Linked DNA regions of Homo sapiens: region 1 is linked to region 2. A link is an interaction called in ENCODE POLR2A ChIA-PET data of the cell type or tissue named here. Cell type or tissue: HepG2. All regions are shown on one strand. Each heading gives the region's core, and the rest is flanking DNA. Links, peaks and the distances in the headings are about the cores only. Region 1 holds the start of ENTPD2 (ectonucleoside triphosphate diphosphohydrolase 2). Region 2 overlaps FBXW5 (F-box and WD repeat domain containing 5).

Region 1 (9,053 bases), core at 1-8,000, 120 kb after region 2:
GAGTCCCTCTTCCTTCCTCCCCTCTTCCTTCCTCCTCTGTCTCCTTCCAGCTCCTCTGACGGCAGCCCAACCTGAGGATGCAGGAGGCAGGGCCCCAGGTGAAGAAGGTCCACCGAGGCTGGCCGTGGGCCTCAGAGCCAGGTCAGCTCTAAAGACACTCTCCCTAGGCCTCCAAGCCAGGGCCAGAGAGAGAGGCTGGCCCTGCCTTGTTGGGGGTGCTGGGTGGGCCTTCCTGCAGACCTGAGTGGCACGAGCTTGTAAATGCCCTTTTCCAGCTCCTGCCCCAGCATCCTGGATCCACCTGGAAAGCTGGGGACCAGCCTCCCAGGCCCGGGCGCCAATTCCAGCCTCCGAGAGGGCCGCACCAGTCCATCCCGACCAAGGCTTCCCCAGAGCCCAGAGCATCAACAGGTCAGCGCGTGCACCGCCACATGGCCGTCCTGCAGGGCCGCAGAGCTCCCTGCTTCTGACTCCCCATCAGGCTGGGGGACTTGGCTCTCCACCCCACCCCCCTACAAGCCCAATAAAGGGTTAAAGGGGCCGACCAGGAGGTCCCTGGGCCTGCTGGAGTGGAGATCCAGGCTAGCCTGCTCCAACCTTTTGAGGACCGGCCAGGGCTGCTCCGGTCAAGCCCTCCTGTCTTTCTGGGCCACTCTCGTGTCCTGGCGGGGGCCCTGGGTCCTGGGGCTTGTGGATCCCCATCTGGGCTGAATACCCAGTCGATGTGGCTCTAACCGCACCCTCCGGGGCGGCGGCACAGGGCAGAAGTGGCCCGGAGTGCCCCTGGGGGCCCGCACAGGCCTGGGGGCGGGCGTCCGGCAGCACCCAGGGGGCATCGCTGGGCTATCCCGGGAGCGGGGACACAGCCCCTGGGCTGCGTTGACGGACTCGGCGGCGGGCGCGGAACTCCCGGGACTTGTTCCTTCAGCACCGCGTCGCCCTGGAAGCGCCACCGCCCCCCGCCCCCTCCGCGTACCCGGTCGGGGAGCGCAGAGCGCGGAACCCGGGACCCCACCCAGCCCGCCAGGAGCAGAGCACGGTGGGGGTCCCGGGCTGATCCTGCTCAGGTTCCCAGCCGCACCCCCTCCCCGGCTCCAAGCCCGGCCCGCTGCTCCCCAGACGTGCGCTGGGTGCCCGGGCGCGCACCTTGAGGGCGGGCGGCTCCCGGACGTCGCGGGTGGGGACGCACAGCAGTAGGAGGCCGGCGAGGCCCGCGGCGGCCAGCAGCAGCGGCGGCAGCAGTGACCGCACCTTCCCGGCCATGGGCGGGCGGGCGCGCGGGAGGACGATGCGTGGACCCGGAGAGTGCGGGGAGCCGGAGGCGGAGGCGGGCGGGGCCGCGGGACCGCGGGGTAGGGGCCCCGGGGCGGGACGAGGGGCGGGAGGCCGGGCGGGCCCGCCCATCACCGGCCACGCCCACGGGCGGACAGGTTTCGCCTCCGCTCCCAAGCTTCCGCCGTCCGGCCCGCGCAGGTGAGAGACGCGGGCGCGGCTGAGTCACCAGCACCGCCCCCCGGCTCCCGGGTCTGAGCCCGGGCGCCCCGCGGCTATGGCCCACCTTCCCCTTCCCGCCCACTCAGCAAGGGGATCCCCCGGCCGTGGAGGCAGGAGACCTGGCGTGGGGGTGGGCGGGCGAGGCTGGCTCGGAGGGTCCTGTGCTGGAGAGCCGCGCTTTTCCCGGGCCCGGGAAAGGAGGCCAGACTCGCTTGCAGGAATGAGGCACTGTCGGCTGCGGAGCCACGCGGGGCCCGGGCTGGGGACTCAGGAGGAAGCCGAGGGTCAGCACCTGTTTGTGGAGCAGGGCCCTGAGCGCCAACTCCCAGGGCTGGTGAGGACCAGGCTGGCCTGCGGGATGCCCTCCCGGCCAGCAAGGATCCGCCAGCCTGCGGCGCTGAGCCAGCGCAGGTCAGCTCCAGAGACACGCAGCTGACCCAGGCCAGAACTACCCTTGAGGCCCAGTCAGATCCACCTCACCTGGGCCCTGTACTGAGGTGAAGGTGAGGACGCAGGAACGGGGAAGGGGAGGGACGGCCCAGGTCACACCGAGCCGAGAAACAGGAGAAGCAGCACAGACCGGGCCAAAGGTCCATACCTCCCAGCCCAGGGCCTCAGCCGCGCCTGCTGCCCCCTCGGCCTGAGGGGAACAGAGGCTTGGGCTGCGGAGGCCAGAGGAGGCTTCCCCAGGACGGAAACAGGTGGGGCCTCTACGTGGCCTGAAAGGCAAGGAAGAGGGTCCCCAGGCCAAGCTTGGGGTGCGGGTCAGCAACAGGCTTCTGGGGACGGCTGGGGCAGGCGAAGCGCAGCTGGCCCCAGACGCAAGCCCTGCTCCTCCGTCCCACGACATGGCTGGCCTTTCGGCTCTGCAGCCTCACAGGCCCCGCATCCCAGCCCGGCCAGGGGCCACCCCCTTTGCGCCTGCTGCAAAGTGGGAATTCTTGTCCCAATAATTCCAGCCACACAGCGTCAGGGAGCCACGAGGCAAGGCCACCAGGGAGTGCAGGCTGCTGGGGCCCAAAGGGCAGCCCCATGGGGCAGGGTCCAGACCATGCCCGGCCTTCTGGAACGGGCAGTGACAATTGTGCTGGGATTGCTGCCTGGGCTGAGGGTCTGGCGCCACAGGCCCAGTAAAGGCATCTTTCTTCCAGCTCAGGACCCCAAAGGGAGGGGTGGGAACCCTGGGAAGCCTCTCTGCTGCCTCAGCCTCACAGCCCAGCCTGGCGGGGCTCCAGCAGGCAATCTCTGGGTGTTGCCGGTGCTAAGCTCCAGGCCCCAGGCCCCAGTTTCCCCCCACACACCCCAGGCCTTTCTTCCACCCCTGACCGCCCAGAGGAGGGAGAGGCACGCACAGTGCACATCATGCCTGAAAAGGAAGGAACAAAGGCCGCCCAGAGGCAGGGTGCTGCGACCCCCACTGGCCTGCGGTACCCCGCTTCCCTCCAGGCCCAGCGGGGCTTCCTGGTGTTCTGGACTCTTTTCATGGACAAAAAGCTCAAGCCAGGGAGTGGGAGGTCTGCCAGGCCTGAGAGGATGGGGAGGGAGAGGGGAGCTGGACTCTGCCCCGGGGAGACAGGCTCATGGCCGAGTGCCCAGCTTCGCCTGCGGAGGGAGAGGCAGGGAGCCCAGAGCGGCCAGGACAAAGGCTGAGGCTGAGCTCTCTTTGAGACGGAGTGAGGGCGGGGGAACGCCCCTTCCTGGCATGGACTCAGGGACCCTGGAAGGCAGACTTGGGAGAGCGTCAGAGGGAAGCTGGCAGGAGCTGAAGGGGTGGAGGGGCCTCTGGGTGGGGCAGCTCTCGGCTTCCAGGACCCTCTCGGGGATGGGGCCTCCAGATGTGCTGCACATGACCCCGGCTGAGCTGGGAACATGCGGATGCAGAGAGGTTAGGGGAGAACCCCTGGGGGAGGGAACTCGGAGCCTCCCGCCCACGCAGGGCTCAGACCTCCCAGGGAGGGGGGCTTTCCTGAGGCCTGCTGACATCTTGGCTGCCCTGCCTCAGTCTCCACATCAGAAGCTTGTGCTGTGTGGCTCACGTCTGTAATTCCAGCACTTTGGGAAGCTGAGGCAGGTGGATCACTTAAGGTCAGGAGTTCAAGACCAGCCTGGCCAACATGGTGAAACGCCGTCTCTAATAGAAATACAAAAATTAGCCGGTTGTGGGCCGGGCGCGGTGGCTCACTCCTGTAATCCCAGCACTTTGGAAGGCTGAGGCGGGCGGATCATCAGGTCAGGAGATCAAGACCATCCTGGCTAACGCAGTGAAATGCCATCTCTACTAAAAATACAAAAAATTAGCCGGGCGTGGTGGCGGGCACCTGTAGTCCCAGCTACTCGGGAAGCTGAAGCAGGAGAATGGTGTGAACCCGGGAGGCGGAGCTTGCAGTGAGCCAAGATCGCGCCACTGCACTCCAGCCTGGGTGACAGAGCGAGTCAAAAAAAAAAAAAAAATTAGTCGGCTGTAGTGGCAGACACCTGTAATTCCAGCTATTTGGGAGGCTGAGGCAAGAGAATCGCTTGAACCTGGGAGGCAGAGGTTGCAGTGAGCTGAGACTGCACCACTGCACTCCAGCCTGGACGACAGAGCGAGATTCCATCTCAAAAGAAAAAAAAAAAAGAAACTTGTGCTGTGGCCGAAACACCTTGATGGTTTAATTGTGAAAGGCCTTTCACTCACTGCTCCCTTTCTGCAGGTGCTCATTAAGTCATTCAACAAACGCTTGCTGAGTAGTACTCCTGGGTGCCCAAAGCACGCCAGGCTCCATGCATGCACAGGGAGCCCTGTGGGGAGGGCACCCACTGGCCTGGGGAGAGCAGACTTTGCAAAGGCCCACGGGAGGCGGGGAAGCCTGTGCTGTCCTGTTCGAGGTCGGAGACACAACAGAATGGGAGGTGCACATATGCACAGTTGGTAAGAGCAATGCCAGGGTGGCAGCAGGACCCCATTGGTGGTCTCTGATGTGCTGGACGTGCTGTTCTGGGACTTGCTTCTTTCACTCACGTTACGCGTTTGGGATTCACCCTGTTGACACTGAGAGGTGTGGCTTGTTTGTTCCTTGCTGTATTCCATCCTGTGAGTGAGAACATGCAGACGGCGTGTCGCTGCAGCTGGTGAACACACAGTGTCTGGCTTTAGGCTTTGCTGAGATTGCTGCTCTGCACATATACACTCTTTTTTTTAATTTTATTTTTTATCTGAGGTGGAGTCTGGCCCTATCGCTCAGGCTGGAGTGCAGTGGCGCGATCTCAGCTCACTGCAACCTCCACCTCCTGGGTTCAAGCGATTTCCCGCCTCAGCCTCCTGAGCAACTCGGATTACAGGCGCCTATAACCATTCCCCACTAATTTTGTATTTTTAGTAGAGACAGGGTTTCACCATATTGGCCAGGCTGGTCTCAAACTCCTGACCTCAGGCGACCCGCCTGCCTCGGCCTCCCACAGTGCTGGGATGACAGGTGTGAGCCACCGCGCCCGGCCTCTCCGTCTGCGTCGGCCTCCCACAGTGCTGGGGTGACAGGTGTGAGCCGCTGCGCCGGCCGCATGTGTGCTCTTGAGAGCACTTCTCTGGGGAGCATCCCGGATCTGAACTGCTGGTTGTCAGGCAAGTGTGTGTTCTGCTTCTCTAGCAAGTGCCAAATTCTTTTCTGAACGATGGCTCTAGCTGGCACTGTGAGCATTTTATTTCATTTTATCTTATTTTATTTATTTACTTTGAGACAGACTCTTCCTCTGTTGCCCAGGCTGGAGTGCAGTGATGTGATCTCGGCTCACTGCAATCTCCGCCTCCTGGTTCAAGCAATTCTTCTGACTCAGCCTCCCAAATAGCTGGGACTACAGCCGTGTGCCACCAGGCTAATTTTTTTGCATTCTAATAGAGACGGGGTCTCACTGTGTTGCTCCCAGGCTGGTCTCAAACTCCTGAGCATCCGCCCATCTCGGCCTCCCAAAGTGCTAGGATTACAGGCATGAGCCACCGTGCCCAGCCTAATTTTTGTATGTTTAGTAGAGACGGGGTTTTGCCATGTTGGCCAGGCTGATCTCGAACTCCTGACCTCAAGTGATCCACCTGCCTTGGCCTCTCAAAGTGCTGAGATTATAGGCGTGAGCCACCAAACCCAGCCCCCCATCTCCTTTTATTGGAGACCGGGGCCTCACTATGTTGCCCAGGCTGGTAAATTCCTGGCCTCAAGCAGTCCTCCTGAGTAGCTGGGGACTAGAGGTGTGTGCCACACCCTGCCTGGCTTTGGCCTTCTTTGATTTTGAAACCGGCTCAATTGTCCCGTGGAACTGATGTTTATGGTTTCTTTGAATAAACACAGAAATTGATCCTCCTAGTCTTAAAATTTGAGAAAGTGACATTTGTCCTATTTGAGTTCCTTTCTCAGAAAACCAACCATGAGGCCCCCAGATAGAATGAAAGAGCTAAAACTCACCAGATCACGGTATCTTGACAATGAGACACCAGACCCCCCAGCTGTCAAGATTGCCTGGCCAACCACCAGCTTCCTGTTGACCAACTCCTCTTCTTCAGCTGCCCCTAATTCCTGTTTTCTCACACCTAGTTACGTGGCTTCCCTGCTCTATAAACCCCTAATTTCAGTGGGTCAGGGAGACGGATTTGAGACTGAGCACCCATCTCCTTGGCTGCGGCCGGCTTAAAGCCTTCCCCCTGGCGGTGCTCCTGGTCTCCGTGATTGGCTTTCTGTGCAGCGAACAGCAGGACCTGGACTGAACCCCTGGTGTTTTGGTAACAGTCTCTCCCCTCCCCTGCCACCTGCTGCCTCTTCCCTGTAAGTAGGTAACAGGCCTTTGGTTTGTTTGTTTTAGCAACAGGGTCTTGCTCTATTGCCCAGGCTGGACTGCAGTGGTGCAATCATAGCTCATTGTGGCCTCAAACTCTTGGCCTCGAATGGTCCTCCTGCCTCAGCCTCTGCAGTAGCTGGGACCACAGGTCCACACCATGGCTGGCTTCCCTTTGCCTTTTTTTTTTTTTTGAGACAAGGTGTTGCTGTGTCACTCAGGCTAGAGTACGGTGGCTCAATCTCAGCTCACTGCAACCTCTACCTCCCGTGCTCAAGGGATTCTTGTGCATCAGCCTCGTGAGTAGCTGGGACTACAGGCATGTGCCACCACACCCAGCTCATTTTTGTATTTTTAGTGGAGACGGGGTTTCCCCATGTTGGCCAGGCTGGTCTTAAACTCCTGGCCTCGGGTGATCCACCTTCCTCGGCCTCCCAGAGTGCTGGGATTACAGGTGTGAGCCACCGTGGCTGGCCTCCTCTATGGTTTTGATATCATGATGGTCTGACCTGTAATCCCAGTACTTTGGGAGACCGGCCTAGGCAACATTGTGAGACCTCGTCTCTACCAAAAACAAACAAACAAAAAAATTGCTTTAATTTTTTTTAAATTAGCGTAATATTTGGATTATCTGTTCCTGCAATTTATGGTAGAACTTGCCTGAAAAGGCCGGGTGCGGTGGCTCACGCCTGTAATCCCAGCACTTTGGGAGGCCGAGGCGGGCGGATCACGAGGTCAGGAGATTGAGACCATCCTGGCTAACACGGTGAAACCCCGTCTCTAGTAAAAATACAAAAAATTAGCCGGGCGTGGTGGTGGGCGCCTGTAGTCCCAGCTACTTGGGAGGCTGAGGCAGGAGAATGGCGTGAACCCAGGAGGAGGAGCTTGCAGTGAGCCGAGATCGAGCCAGTGCACTCCAGCCTGGGCGAAAGAGCGAGACTCTGTCTCAAAAAAAAAAAAAAAAAAACTTGCCTGAAAAAAAAAACACCTAGGCCCAATTTTTCTGTGGGAAGTTTTTTGTTTGTTTTGTCTTTAAGAGATGGGTTAGAGACCAGACTTACTATGTTGCCCAAGCTAGACTCAACCTCCTGAGCTTCAAAAATCCTCCCACCTCAGCCTCTGGAATAGCTGGGACTACAGGCATATGCCACTGTGCTGGCTTCTACAGTACTGTTTCCATTTCTTTGATAGTTACAGGGCCAGACCCCTATTAACTATTCTTCCTGAGCCAATTTTGTATTTTTTTCTTTTCTTTCTTTCTTTTTTGTTTTTTGAGATTTGTTATTATTATTTTTAGAGACAGGGACTCACTCTGTTGCCCAGGCTGGAGTGCCGTGGTGCAATCACAGGTCACGGCAACCTCCGTCTCCTGAGCTCACGTGATCCTCCCACTTCAGCCTCCCGAGTAGGTGGGACCACAGGGGCACATCACCACACACAGACAATTTTTTTATTTTTTGTAGAGGTGGAGGGTCTCCCTGTGTTGCCCAGGCTGGTTCCAAACTCCTGGGCTCGGGCAGTCCTCCCGCGTCAGCTTCCCAAAGTGCTGGGATTACAGGCGTAAGCCTGCCCATGTGGCTGATTTTGTATTTTTCTAGGAAGTTACCCACTCCAGCTGAATTGGCATAATCTCATTTAAAATATCCTCTTAGAATCAGCTTAACTTCTGCAGCATGTGTGACTATTTTGCTCTTTTTTATTCCTAATATCATTTATTTGTGCCTTATCTCTTTTTTCTTGATTAATTTAGCCAGAAATTTTGTGTACTTTTTCTCAACCAAGTTTCTGTCATGTTTGTTTCCTATTTTACTATTCTTTTCATGAAAGAGGAAAAGCTATTTATACCTTTATTGGTGTGTGTGTGTGTGTGTCTGTTTGAGACAAGGTCTCACGCTACCACCCAGGCGGGAGTGCAGTGATGTAATCTTGGCCCACAGCAGCCTCGACCTCCCAGGCTCAAGCAATCCTCCCACCTCCACCTCCTGAGTAGCTGGGACTACAGGCACGCGCCACCACACCGGCTAATTTTTAAATTTGACACATAAGTTGTTTAGACGTGTCTGCTTTAATATCCAAAAGTCTGGGCCGGGCGTGGTGGCTCACGCCTGTAATCCCAGCACTTTGGGAGGCTGAGACAGGCACATCATGAGGTCAGGAGATCGAGACCATCCTGGCTAACACGGTGAAACCCCGTCTCTACTAAAAATACAAAAAATTAGCCGGGTGTGGTGGCGGGCGCCTGTAGTCCCAGCTACTCAGGAGGCTGAGGCAGGAGAATGGCGTGAACCCAGGAGGTGGAGCTTGCAGTGAGCCAAGATCGCGCCACTGCACTGCAGCCTGGGCGACAGAGCGAGACTCCATCTCAAAAAAAAAAAAAAATTCCAAAAGTCTGGGCTTTCTCGAATTCTCTCTTTTCTTTCTTTTATTTATTTTGAGACAGGGTCTTGCTCTGTCACTCAGGCTGGAGTGCAGTGGCACAATCATAGCTCATGGTAACCTCAAACTCCTGGGCTCAAGTGATCCTCCCACCTCAGCAGCCCCAGTAACTGGGAACACAGGCATGAGCCACCACATCTGGCTAATTTTTGTATTTTTGGTAGAGTCAGGGTTTTGCCGTATTGCCCAGGCTGACCTCAAACTCCTGGGCTGAAGCAACCCTCCCGCCTCTGCCTCACAAAAGGCTGGGATTACTGGTGTGAGCCACTGCACCCGACCGATACATGTTTATTTTATTAATATTATTTTTTTGAGACGGAGTC
Region 2 (10,428 bases), core at 1,033-9,032:
CAAGATGTTTTTCAATGGCTGGGTTTGGTGGCTCATGCCTATAATCCCAGCACTTTGGGAGGCCGAGGCAGGCGGATCACCTTAGGTCAGGAGTTTGAGACCAGCTTGGCCAACATGGTGAAAACCCATCTCTATTAAAAACAAAAATTAGCTGGGCATGGTGGTGCACTCCTGTAATCCCAGCTACTTGGGAGGCTGAGGCAGGAGAATTGCTTGAACTGGGAGACGGAGGTGACAGTGAGCTGAGATCGTGCCATTGCACTCTAACCTGGGCAACAAGGAAACTGTCTTCCAAAAAAAAAAAAAAAAAGATGCTTTTTCTATACCAAGTGATATGTTCATGTGGTTTTTCTCCTGTACAGTTAATATGGTGACTTATGTTGATCTTCAAATATTGGACCAACCTTGCATTCCTGGAATAAACCCTACCTGGTTATGGTGCACTATCACTTTTATATATTGCTGGATTTGATTTAAATTTTTTTTGAGGATTTTGCATCTCTGTTCATGAAGGACATTTGTCTATAATTGTCTTTTGTATTGTCTTTGTCTGGTTTTTGGTATCAGGGTGCTGTGGGCAGAAAATCGAGACCAGGAGTGGGTTTGTTGTCATCACAAATGCTCGAAAAATGTGGAAGCAGCTTTGGAACTGGGTAGTAGGCAGAGGCCAGAAGAGTTTGGAGGAGCGAGAAGAAGCTTAGATGCCATTCATGGAGTGTAAAGGGTGATTTTGTTGAGGGCTCAGAAGAGAACTGTAGGGAAAGTCTGAAGCTTCTTTGAGAATACTTAAAGTGGTCATGGTCAGAATGTTGGTAGAAATCTGGACAGTGAAGGCCATTCTGGTAAGATCTCAGACAGAAATGAAGAACAAGGTGTCAGAAACTGGAGGAATGACCATCCTAGTTATAAAGTGGCAGAGAACGTGGCTGAACGGTGTCCATGCCCAGTCCTTCCTTTGTGGAAGGAACTGGGATATCTGGCTGAAGAAATACTCAGGGTGTGGCATGTTTTCTTCTAACTGCAGAGAGTAAGATGTGAGAAGAGAAATGAATTAAAGATGGAATTTATAATTAACAAGGAAAGAATAGGGATCGTAAGGATTTTCAGCCTGCCCATTTAGGGAGTAAATAAGATGTCTTTAGGAGAACAGACCAAGTGTGTGGCCAAGCAACTTAGTATGGACAGAACGAAGCCAGAGGCTGCTCATCAGGACAGTGGGAAAATGGCCCCAGAGGCATTTCAGATTCCTGGTGCTGCCCCTCCCACCACAGGCCCAGAGTGCCAAGGCCTTTGGGAAGGAAATATGTCAAAAGAGAGGTGTAGGGTGTGGACCTTAGAGCCTGCTGGCCAGGGCCACCCCAAGTCTTGGCTGTCTGCATTCCAGTGCAGACCCCCTAAGCCACTCCAGCCTGTCTCATGTGGACCCAGGGAAGGTACAAGTCATAAGCCTTGGTGGTGTCGATTCTGCAGCCTTGCAGGAGCTGTGGGGACATGGCTTCATCCACTGGGTGTCACACAGGATGTCACAAGTCTCCAGGCCAGAGCCATGGCAGAGAGCCCACACTAGGGCAATATGTGGTAGAGCCTTGGGGATAAGGCCACCCCTGAGACCCCAGAACTGGAGAGCCTCTAGTGTTCATTGCCAGCCTGGGAGAGCTGAAGGCACGAGACTCCAACCTAAGAGAGTTGTGTGAGGTCTGAGCCCAGCAAAGCTCTAGGGGTGAGGTTCCCAAGAGCCTGAGGACCCAGCCGCACCCCACGGCGTGCAGAAGGCAGGATTTGGAGTCAAAGATGATGATTCTCAAGCCTTAGGATTTAGTAGTATTCTCCCTGTTGGACTTTGGACATGCTTTTGAGGCCTGTTATTCCTTTCCTCTTTATAATTTATCCCTTTGGAATGGAAATGTCTGTTCTATGCCTGCCCTACCATTGTATTTTGGAAGCACGTAACTTGTTTAATTTCACAGGCTCATAGTGGAGGGAAAGTTGCCTCAGGATGAATCATGCCTTGAGTCTCACCCATGTTTGATTTAGACGAGACTCTGGGCTTTGGACTTTTGAATGGGGCCATTGGGATGGAATGAGTATATTTTGTATGTGAAAAGAACATGAATTGGTGTAGGGGCAGGGATGGAATGCTACGGTTTGAATGTTTTTATCTCCCAAACTCATGTTAATATTTAATTGTCATTGTAACAGTGTTAAGAGGTGGGATCCTTAAAGGGTGATTAGGTCAGAGGGAAGATAGGCTGGAATTGGTGCTGGTATAATAAGATGAGCTTGGCCCTCTCTTGCCCTTCCACCTTCCACAGTGACACAACAAGAAGGATTGCACCAGACGCTGGCACCTTACTCTGGGACTTCCCAGCCCCCAGAACTGTGAGCCAATAAATTTCTATTCCTTATAAATTATCTGGTCTCAGGTATTCGGTTATAGCAGCAAAAACAGACTAAGAGAAGACAATGTTTGTGCCCCCCCCACCCAATTTCCTGTGTTGAAACATAATCTCCAATGTGATGGTACTTGGAGGCAGGACTTTTTAGATCATGAGGGTGCAACACTTGTGGATGGGATTCGTGCCCTTAAAAAGAGGCTGCAGCCCAGTATGGTGGCTCACGCCGTAATCCCAGCACTTACGGAAGCCGAGGCAGGCGGATCACTTCAGCCTAGGAGTTCAAAACCAGCCTGGACAACATGGCAAAACCCCATCTCTACAAAAAATATAAAAATTAGCTGGGTGTGGTGGTGCATGCCTGTGGTCCCAGCTACTTGAGAGGCTGAGGTGGGAGGATCACTTGAGCCTGAAGGTCGAAGCTGCAGTAAGTCATGACTGTACTGGTGACTCAAGGCTGGGCAACAGAGTGAGAACCTGTCTTTTTTTTTTTTTTTTTTTTTGAGATGGAGTCTTGCTCTGTCGCCCAGGCTGGAGTGCAGTGGCGCGATCTCGGCTCACTGCAAGCTCCGCCTCCTGGGTTCACGCCATTCTGCCTCAGCCTCCCGAGTAGCTGGAACTTGGTCTCGATCCTCCTGACCTTGTGATCTGCCCACCTCGGCCTCCCAAAGTGCTGGGATTAACAAGCGTGAGCCACCGCACACGGCCTTTTTTTTTTTGTATTTTTAGTAGAGACGGGATTTTACCATGTTGGCCAGGCTGGTCTTGAACTCCTGACCTCAGGTGATCTGCCCGCCTTGGCCTCCCAAAATGTTAGGGTTACAGGCGTAAGCCACCGTGCCCAGCCTTTTTCCTTCTCTTTTTATAGATACCTAATCTTGGTATGAATGGTCCTTTTTACATCTTCTATTTTTTTGCTGAGACTTTCATATTTTTACATCCATTGCAAAATGTTTGTGATTGCTTGCTCTGGCATATTTATAGTAGCTACTTTAAAGCCCTTGTCAGATAATTTCAGCATCTGTGTCTGTGTCACTTCCTCCCAAGCCTGGCGTTTGGTTGGTGAGGACTTGCAGGTTCCCCCTGCATATCGGGAAGTGTGAGTTTTTGTTCAGGGTGCATCTACCTGGGGCCATGGCATAATGTTCATCTGCAATGATTGTAAGGTGTTCAGATTTTGTAAATCCAAATAAAACTGTTTTAAAGAACACAATCCTCAGCCGGGCATGGTGGCTCATGCCTGGAATCCCAGCACTTTGGGAGGCCGAGGCGGGCGGATCACGAGGTCAGGAGATCGAGACCATCCTGGCCAACACAGTGAAACCCCGTCTCCACTAAAATAATACAAAAAAATTAGCCGGGCATGGTGGCGGGCGCCTGTAGTCCCAGCTACTCGGGAGGCTGGGGCAGGAGAATGGCATGAACCTGGTAGGCAGAGCCTGCAGTGAGCTGAGATCGCGCCACTGCACTCCAGCCTGGGCGACAGAGCAAGACTCTGTCTCAAAAAAAAAAAAAAAAAAAAAAAATCTCTCTCTCCTACATTGCTGTCTGCAAAACAATGGAGGTTATGGATGTTAGATTGCATCTCGATGTTAAACCTTTGCTAATGTACTTATGGGAATCACAAAGATTCTGTTTGTAAATACAGAAGTGAATTGTAGACATAAAATGGTTGTGCCATGTGGATAATGGCAGGCACTAGGTGACATTTATGTAGTAACTAATGACAAAAATTCATGGCTAGTGGCATATAAAATACTCTTTGCAGTAAAATATTTCCTTGATTAATGTTATAGAAGGGGGACATAACAAGGAACTCACAGTTGGTGTGGCAGCTAGCCTCAAAGACTGTCTTTCATTTGGTTTCAGCACCTCCTGTTTGGGGTTATTAGCATCTTAGAAGAGCACGGTGGCCTTGTCTGATGAAGCCGAATTGTGCTGGTCTGTTCCGAGCTGGTTTAAGTGTTCTGATGGGCAGCTGTGGATGTTGGGGTTCAGAGCTTAGTCATCGTTGCCTGAAATGGCACTAGACTCTACAATTTCTGCCTTGGAGAACACTCAGTTCTTACTTGTGATTTCTGGTAGAACAAGCTTTATTTTTCTAGCCTAGTAATGATCTTGAAGCAGAGGAATCCCAGTGCCTTTTAAGAATTGTGTTGGCCGGTGCGGTGGCTCACGCCTGTAATCCCAGCACTTCTGGAGGCCGAGGCTGGAAGATTACTTGAGCCCAGGAGTTTGAGACCAGCCTGGGCAACATAGACCTCATTTCTACAAAAATTAAAAAATAATAAAAATTTGTTGTGTGGTTTTTTAAAAAAGCTACTAATTGTTTTTGGGAAATAGAATTTATGGGTCTTTACCTTTGCACATTGAATCTTTTATTTTTTATTTTTATTTTTTAGAAACAGGGTCTCTGTCACCCAGGCTGGAGTGCAGCGGCCCGGTGATTGCTCCCTGCAGCCGTGGCCTCCCAGGGAACTAGGGTTTCAGGTGTGAGCCGCGGTGCCCAGCTGCAAGTTGAAATGTTGTGGTTCTTCGTGTGTCAAGCAATTTTGGGCTATATTCTAGACATTTTGAATATGACTTTATGAGATCTGGGTCATGTTTGAATCCTGTGGGAAATGTTGAAGTCTGGTTAGCAGGCACTTGGTCCTGTGAAGGTTGGGCCCACATTGTTCCTGCCCGCATGAGTATCTTTGGTTAGCAGGCACTTGGTCCTGGGATGGTCAGGCCCACACTGCTCCCACCTGCGTGGGTGTCTTTGGTTAGCAGGCACTTGGTCCTGTGAGGGTTGGGCCCACACTGCTCCCACCTGCGTGGACTCCTGTCTTCAGAGCTGCTGGTCTTTGGTCTGGGACCCAAGGCTGGTCTGCAGTTCCCCACGTCCATGGTGTGATCATTAGACCCATGTGTCTGCATGTGAGCTGAGCCCGGCATCCACAGCCACCCCATGTGGGTGCTTCCCAAGCTCCCCACGCTGGGTTTGGTTGCTGGGCTCACTCACTGTCAGTTCAGACAGTGACATGCCCTTGACTGGGCCGCGTTGGAGTCTATGTGGCAGGAGGACAGGGGAGGAAAGCTAATGGGGGTGGTCCCACCCTCAATACAGCCGCACTGAGCTGTGAGGGACTTTCTGGCCCCAAGTTTGGCTCTGATGGGTTCCTGTAGCCACCACTCCCACTGCCATCAGGGTCACAAAAGAATGGAGAAGAGGGTAAACCCAGGGCATTGCCTCACTGACCCTGCGCATCGGCGTGGGTTCCTTTCCCTGGCCCTTAGGGCTGCTCTGGGCTTTCTGCCTGGCCCCAGCACTCACGTCCGGTGTTGCGGCTGCGTGGAGTTCAGGTCATGGATGTTAGGTCAAGCACCAGTTCTGCGAAACTTGGGATCTTGCTGCTGCTCCCTGACCCAGCTCTCTGGCAGCTGCTCCAGGCCCCGTGCACAAGTTTCATAGCTGCAGTTTCACAGAGTTCACTCTGTCGCCCAGGCTGGAGTGCAGTGGCGCAATCTCAGCTCATTCCCGGGTTCAATGAATTCTCCTGCCTCAGTCCCCTGAGTAGCTGGGATTAGAGGTGTGTGCCACCACGCTCGGCTAATTTTTTTTTTTTTTTTTTTTAAGTACAAAAGGGGTTTCACCGTGTTGGCCAGGCTGGTCTTGATCTCCTGACCTCAAGTGATCCGCCTCGGCCTCCCAAAGTGCTAGGATTACAGGCATGAACCACCACGCCCGGCCTGACCTCAGCATATGTTTTCTGAGGACTTCTGTTCTTTTGCTAATTCAGTCACTTTCTCTTTAAACACTGGGTCTCCACCCCTGCCCCGTAGATGGGGTGGGGGCATGCATGCCGCTCCATTCCCCTCCCAGGGCTGTGTTTCTTTCGTCTCCTCTGTGCCATCTTCTGCTGCCTGGTCCTCTCGTCGAGTCTGTCTGGTCCAGCACTTTCCACATATCAAGATTTTTTTTTTTTTCTTTTCCTTTTTTGAGACAGAGTCTTGTTCTGTCGCCCAGGCTGGAGTGCAGTGGTGCAATCTCGGCTCACTGCAAGCTCCGCCTCCCAGGTTCACGCCATTCTCCTACCTCAGTCTCTCGAGTAGCTGAGACTACAGGCGTCCGCCACCGCGCCCGGCTAATTTTTTGTATTTTTAGTAGAGACAGGGTTTCACCTTGTTAGCCAGGATGGCCTCGATCTGACCTCGTGATCTGCCCACCTCGGCCTCCCAAAGTACTGGGATTACAGGCGTGAGCCACCGCGCCCGGCCTACGTATCAAGCTTTTGATGCAGTCACTCGCCCTGTCATTTTCCAGTGTCTAATTGGCTCCCTTTTTATTTTGAAATGTCCAAGTCCTCTTGATTTCTGTCCCCACTTTTGTTTTATGGTGCATAGGAATGTTTTTGTTAGTCTCCTTGAATGTGAACGTAGGTAAGTCCTTTTCAGGAAATTGCTCAATTCTTTGGAGCCTGCCCGTGGTGTGCTTGCATTTACAGAATCTGTCAGCTCCCTTCTGAGGGTGTTAGTCTCAGGGCAGCTTATCTTGTCTGGGGGTCTTTGGTGTGTCTTCCTTCCTTTCCTTGTTCTCGCCCACGTTGGGGGTTTTATTATGAACTGCAGTGGTCCCCAGGGCTTCCCAGCTGGAGACCAGGAGTTGGCAGGGCAGAGGCTCCGTCCCTCTGGGTGGCGCAGCCTCTCTCGGTGGTGCTGTCCCTGATCCCGTCGGTGCTCGAGCTCAGCCCCAGGGTCTCTACCTGCGGCCCACGTGGCTCAGGGGAACCATCACCTCGACACTCACTCGTCTCCTCTGCGTCCTTTCTCTGTACGGGGTTGCTTGCTGCCATGTTTGGAGCCACAAGCTCTGTGTGCTTCCTATAATGGGCAGCTGACCCGAGTGCCAGGCTCTACTCCTGCCATCTTCCTTGTCACCACCATCGCCCCGGGCCCCCGAGCTCCCGGTGCAGTTCCAACAAAGCCTGTGGGGTCCAGCTGGAGCTCCACCTCTGCTCCCACTTCTGGGCCCCTGGTCCCATCCTCGCCGGCCTGAACTGACTGTGGAGACCGCCCTGGCACTGGGAGCGACACGGCCTGCCGACTCTGGACCCAGCAGCCGAGGGACTCCCTCAAGGACGGGACTGTGGGGGGCCGCCCTGGCACTGGGAGTGACGCAGCCTGCCAACTCTGGACCCAGCAGCCGAGGAACTCCCTTAAGGATGGGACTGACTGTGGGGGCTGCCCTGGCACTGGGAGCGACGCAGCCTGCCGACTCTGGACCCAGCAGCTGAGGAACTCCCTCAAGGACGGGACTGACTGGGGGGGCTGCCCTGGCACTGGGAGTGACGTGGCCTACTGACCCTGGACCCAGACGGCAGGCCCTGCATGCTGCCAGCCCCGGCACATGTGCCAGGCATCTCCCTGGAGGTCATGGAGGACAGGGCAGTGTGACAAAGTCTGGCACCAGCACATGACCTCAGACGCACATGTCACCTGTCAGCAGTGACTGCAACATTCACTCCAGTAGGACCACTGTGCCAGCAATAACAGCGTCACCCGTCAGCAGTGACCATGAGGTCCACTCCACTGTGCCAGCAGTGCCCACAGTCTCCCTCCCTGCAGACAGAGACTGGACAACAATGTGCTGTTGCCAACTGTTTATTCAGGGCCCTGAACGGGTGGTGCGTGGACATGCAACACACTCGGGCCCACAGCAGCGTGACCGGCCGCTCCCAAGCCCCGGGCGCACAACCACAGCCAGGAGCAGCCCCTGCCACCACTGGGCCACCGTCCAGGGCCCCACAGGACCAGCCGAAGGTGCCCCGGGCCGAGGCCAGCTGGGTCAGGTGTACCCCTAGCCTGGGGTTGAGTGAGGAGCGGCACCCCCAGTATCCTGTGTACCCCAAGTTGCCCAGGAGGCCGAGGGGGCCTTGGGCTCCATCTGCACTGGCCACCCCGTGCCAAGCATCACAGCTGCGTGAGCAGGTTTGTGTGTGAGCGTGTGGCGGGGCCTGGTTGTCCCCTTCCTAAGGCGTAACTGCTATAAGCATCTCCACCTCTCCCGCTCGGGAAAAAGCCACAGAGCCTGGCGATGTCCTCAAGGGGTCCCGGTGGCTCCAGTGCACCCAGCACACCTCAGCGCCTCTGGCTGGCAAGCCAGGAGAAGAAGGTGCGAGGCCGTGGGCGAGGTGCCTGGAGGACGCGCATGGTGCGTGGGGAGCGCCAGGCTTTGATGGTGGCGTCGTCGCTGGCCGTGAGCAGCAGCTCCTGCTCCTGGGGACTGAAGACCACTGAGTTGACCACATCCTCGTGCCGCAGCCTGGCCAGACAGATGTTGTAGTGGCGGTCCCAGATGTAGCCGTGCCGGTCCTCCGCCCCGCTGCAGAACAGCGCCTGGGTGAGCCGGCCGCCCGCCCGCTGCTGCCCACACCCGCCCTGCACCACGCCGCGCCCTGCACCTGGCCACGAAGTCCCTGCTGACGTCCAGGAAGATGAAGAAGCACTCGTCGTTGGGCGTGTAGGCGCGGTGCGCACGCAGAGCCCGCCTCACCTCCCGCATGGTCTTGAGGTCGAACACCAGCAGGTCAATCTCCTCCGCGATTGGTGGCGGCTGCATGGGGTCGGCCACCACCGCACCGTTGGGCCAGGCGCGGCTGTTCACGTACAGGTACCTGGGCGAGGGGCACTGTGCTAGGTGTGGGCCGCCTGCGGGCACCCCGCCTGGGACACTGGCAAGAGGCCCACCTGTTGTCGGGCGACAGGCCCATGCCGATGATGTGTCCGTGTATGTCTATGACGTGGTCCAGCGCGTCGAAGAAGGCATCGGAGCCCCGGCCCTCACCCAGCACGGGCCCTGCCGTGGTCATCTGGTGTGGCAGGATCTGCTTGATGCCTGCAGGGAGGGCTACGGTGAGGGTCCCTGTCCAATGCCCCAAGGACATCACTCCAGGGCAGCTTCCTACCTCAGTGGTGTCTCTGGGGCTGTGAGCACCACAGAGGTCCGTGGGCACTGCCTGCTCCGGGGGCCCCAGACCTGAATCAGGCCCGTCGGTTGCTTGCTGGCCAGCGGCCCTGCCTGCGTTTGTTTTCACTGCTCATCCCACAGGCCCCAGGTCTGGGCTTGTGACCCCAGGGGCGAGTGAACGATCCCAGCTTTGCCTGTGGACTTGCTTGCTGTCTGCCCCTCAGGACCCCTGCCCGGCCTCCCCCAAGCTCCTAGGACCGAGGCGGGCAGCATGGCGGCAGGGGTGTACCGATCTGGTGTGGGGAGTAGGTGAGGCAGCCAGTGGTGAAGATGAGGTACTTGCTCTTGGCGCCTGTGGCACTGCGCTCGGGTGGCTTGGTGTGGCCCTGGGCCAGCAGCTCGGCCACCTTGGTCTCTAGCATGCGCTCCGACAGCTGTGGCTGCGCCCGCCCCTCCAGCACGCGGTCCAGAAAGTGCCGCAAGCCCTCCTTGGCGTGGGCGGGGGCCGGGCCAGCCACCACCTCCTCGTTGTCGCTGCCCAGGTCAAAGATGCGGCAGGGGGACGTGGCCGGGTCACCGGCTTCCAGCAGCAGGTCAGGGCTGTCGAAGCGGCTGCAGTCGGCCACCATCACCGTGCGGACGGTGCTGGCATTGAGGTTCTGGATCTTGAACAGCCGCTTCACCACGTTGACGTTCTCTGACTCCACATCCTGGGGGCGGGGGCACGTGCCAGGTGGGCGCCGGGCGCCAGGCCCCAGGAGGGCAGCCCCGCCCCTAGCCCCGCACGCACCTGGAAGGCATTGTTGAGCCACAGCACCGAGCAGGAGGTGATATCTCCGATGCGGTGCAGGTTCCCCGAGATGAGGCTGGTCTCGGTGAGCCAACAGCCAAACACGTCATAGGGCTTGTTCCGCACGCGGGACAGCAGCGCGAAGGAGTCTGTGGGGAGGCCGGGGCTGGACAGGCTGTCGGCGTGGGGCGGGGGCAGGGTCAACCCGCCGCCCGTGCTCACCTAGGCTGATGACAGCAATCTCGCCGGATGAGGAGTTGTGCGGCCCCAGGAACACCCCCGAGGCCAGCAGTAGC

What was found. ChIA-PET counts read pairs that join two places held together with the same protein. Peaks named below come from ENCODE experiments on the same cell type or tissue, not always from the same donor. Only the 100,000 strongest peaks of a DNase experiment are listed, where the experiment ranks them.
Region 1: POLR2A ChIA-PET joins it to region 2 with 12 read pairs; 12 of 35 experiments call an interaction of 5 or more read pairs at or near these places.

Annotation. Positions count from the first base shown.
Region 1 is chr9:137,052,735-137,061,787 of GRCh38, forward strand. It overlaps ENTPD2 (ectonucleoside triphosphate diphosphohydrolase 2), which reads right to left and starts at 1,327. Exons shown (of 9, transcript NM_203468.3): 1 at 1,147-1,327. The coding sequence starts at 1,263. It overlaps LOC105376327 (a long non-coding RNA gene), which reads left to right. Exons shown (of 2, transcript XR_930455.2): 1 at 1-141; 2 at 276-641. RefSeq lists silencers at 1,313-1,382, 1,483-1,562. In HepG2, for the core only: a CTCF peak has its summit at 6,171 (motif pointing left); DNase peaks (open chromatin) are centred at 1,457, 2,507, 3,067 and 4,547; H3K4me3 peaks cover 2,634 bases.
Region 2 is chr9:136,932,415-136,942,842 of GRCh38, forward strand. It overlaps FBXW5 (F-box and WD repeat domain containing 5), which reads right to left. Exons shown (of 9, transcript NM_018998.4): 4 at 10,355-10,428; 5 at 10,133-10,281; 6 at 9,632-10,052; 7 at 9,123-9,270; 8 at 8,837-9,049; 9 at 8,021-8,757. The coding sequence ends at 8,514. Among named protein-coding and RNA genes, the nearest start is that of FBXW5, 7.1 kb to the right of the region's middle. RefSeq lists enhancers at 5,030-5,643, 5,644-6,256. In HepG2, for the core only: no CTCF peak of the experiment used is centred there; DNase peaks (open chromatin) are centred at 2,037 and 5,877.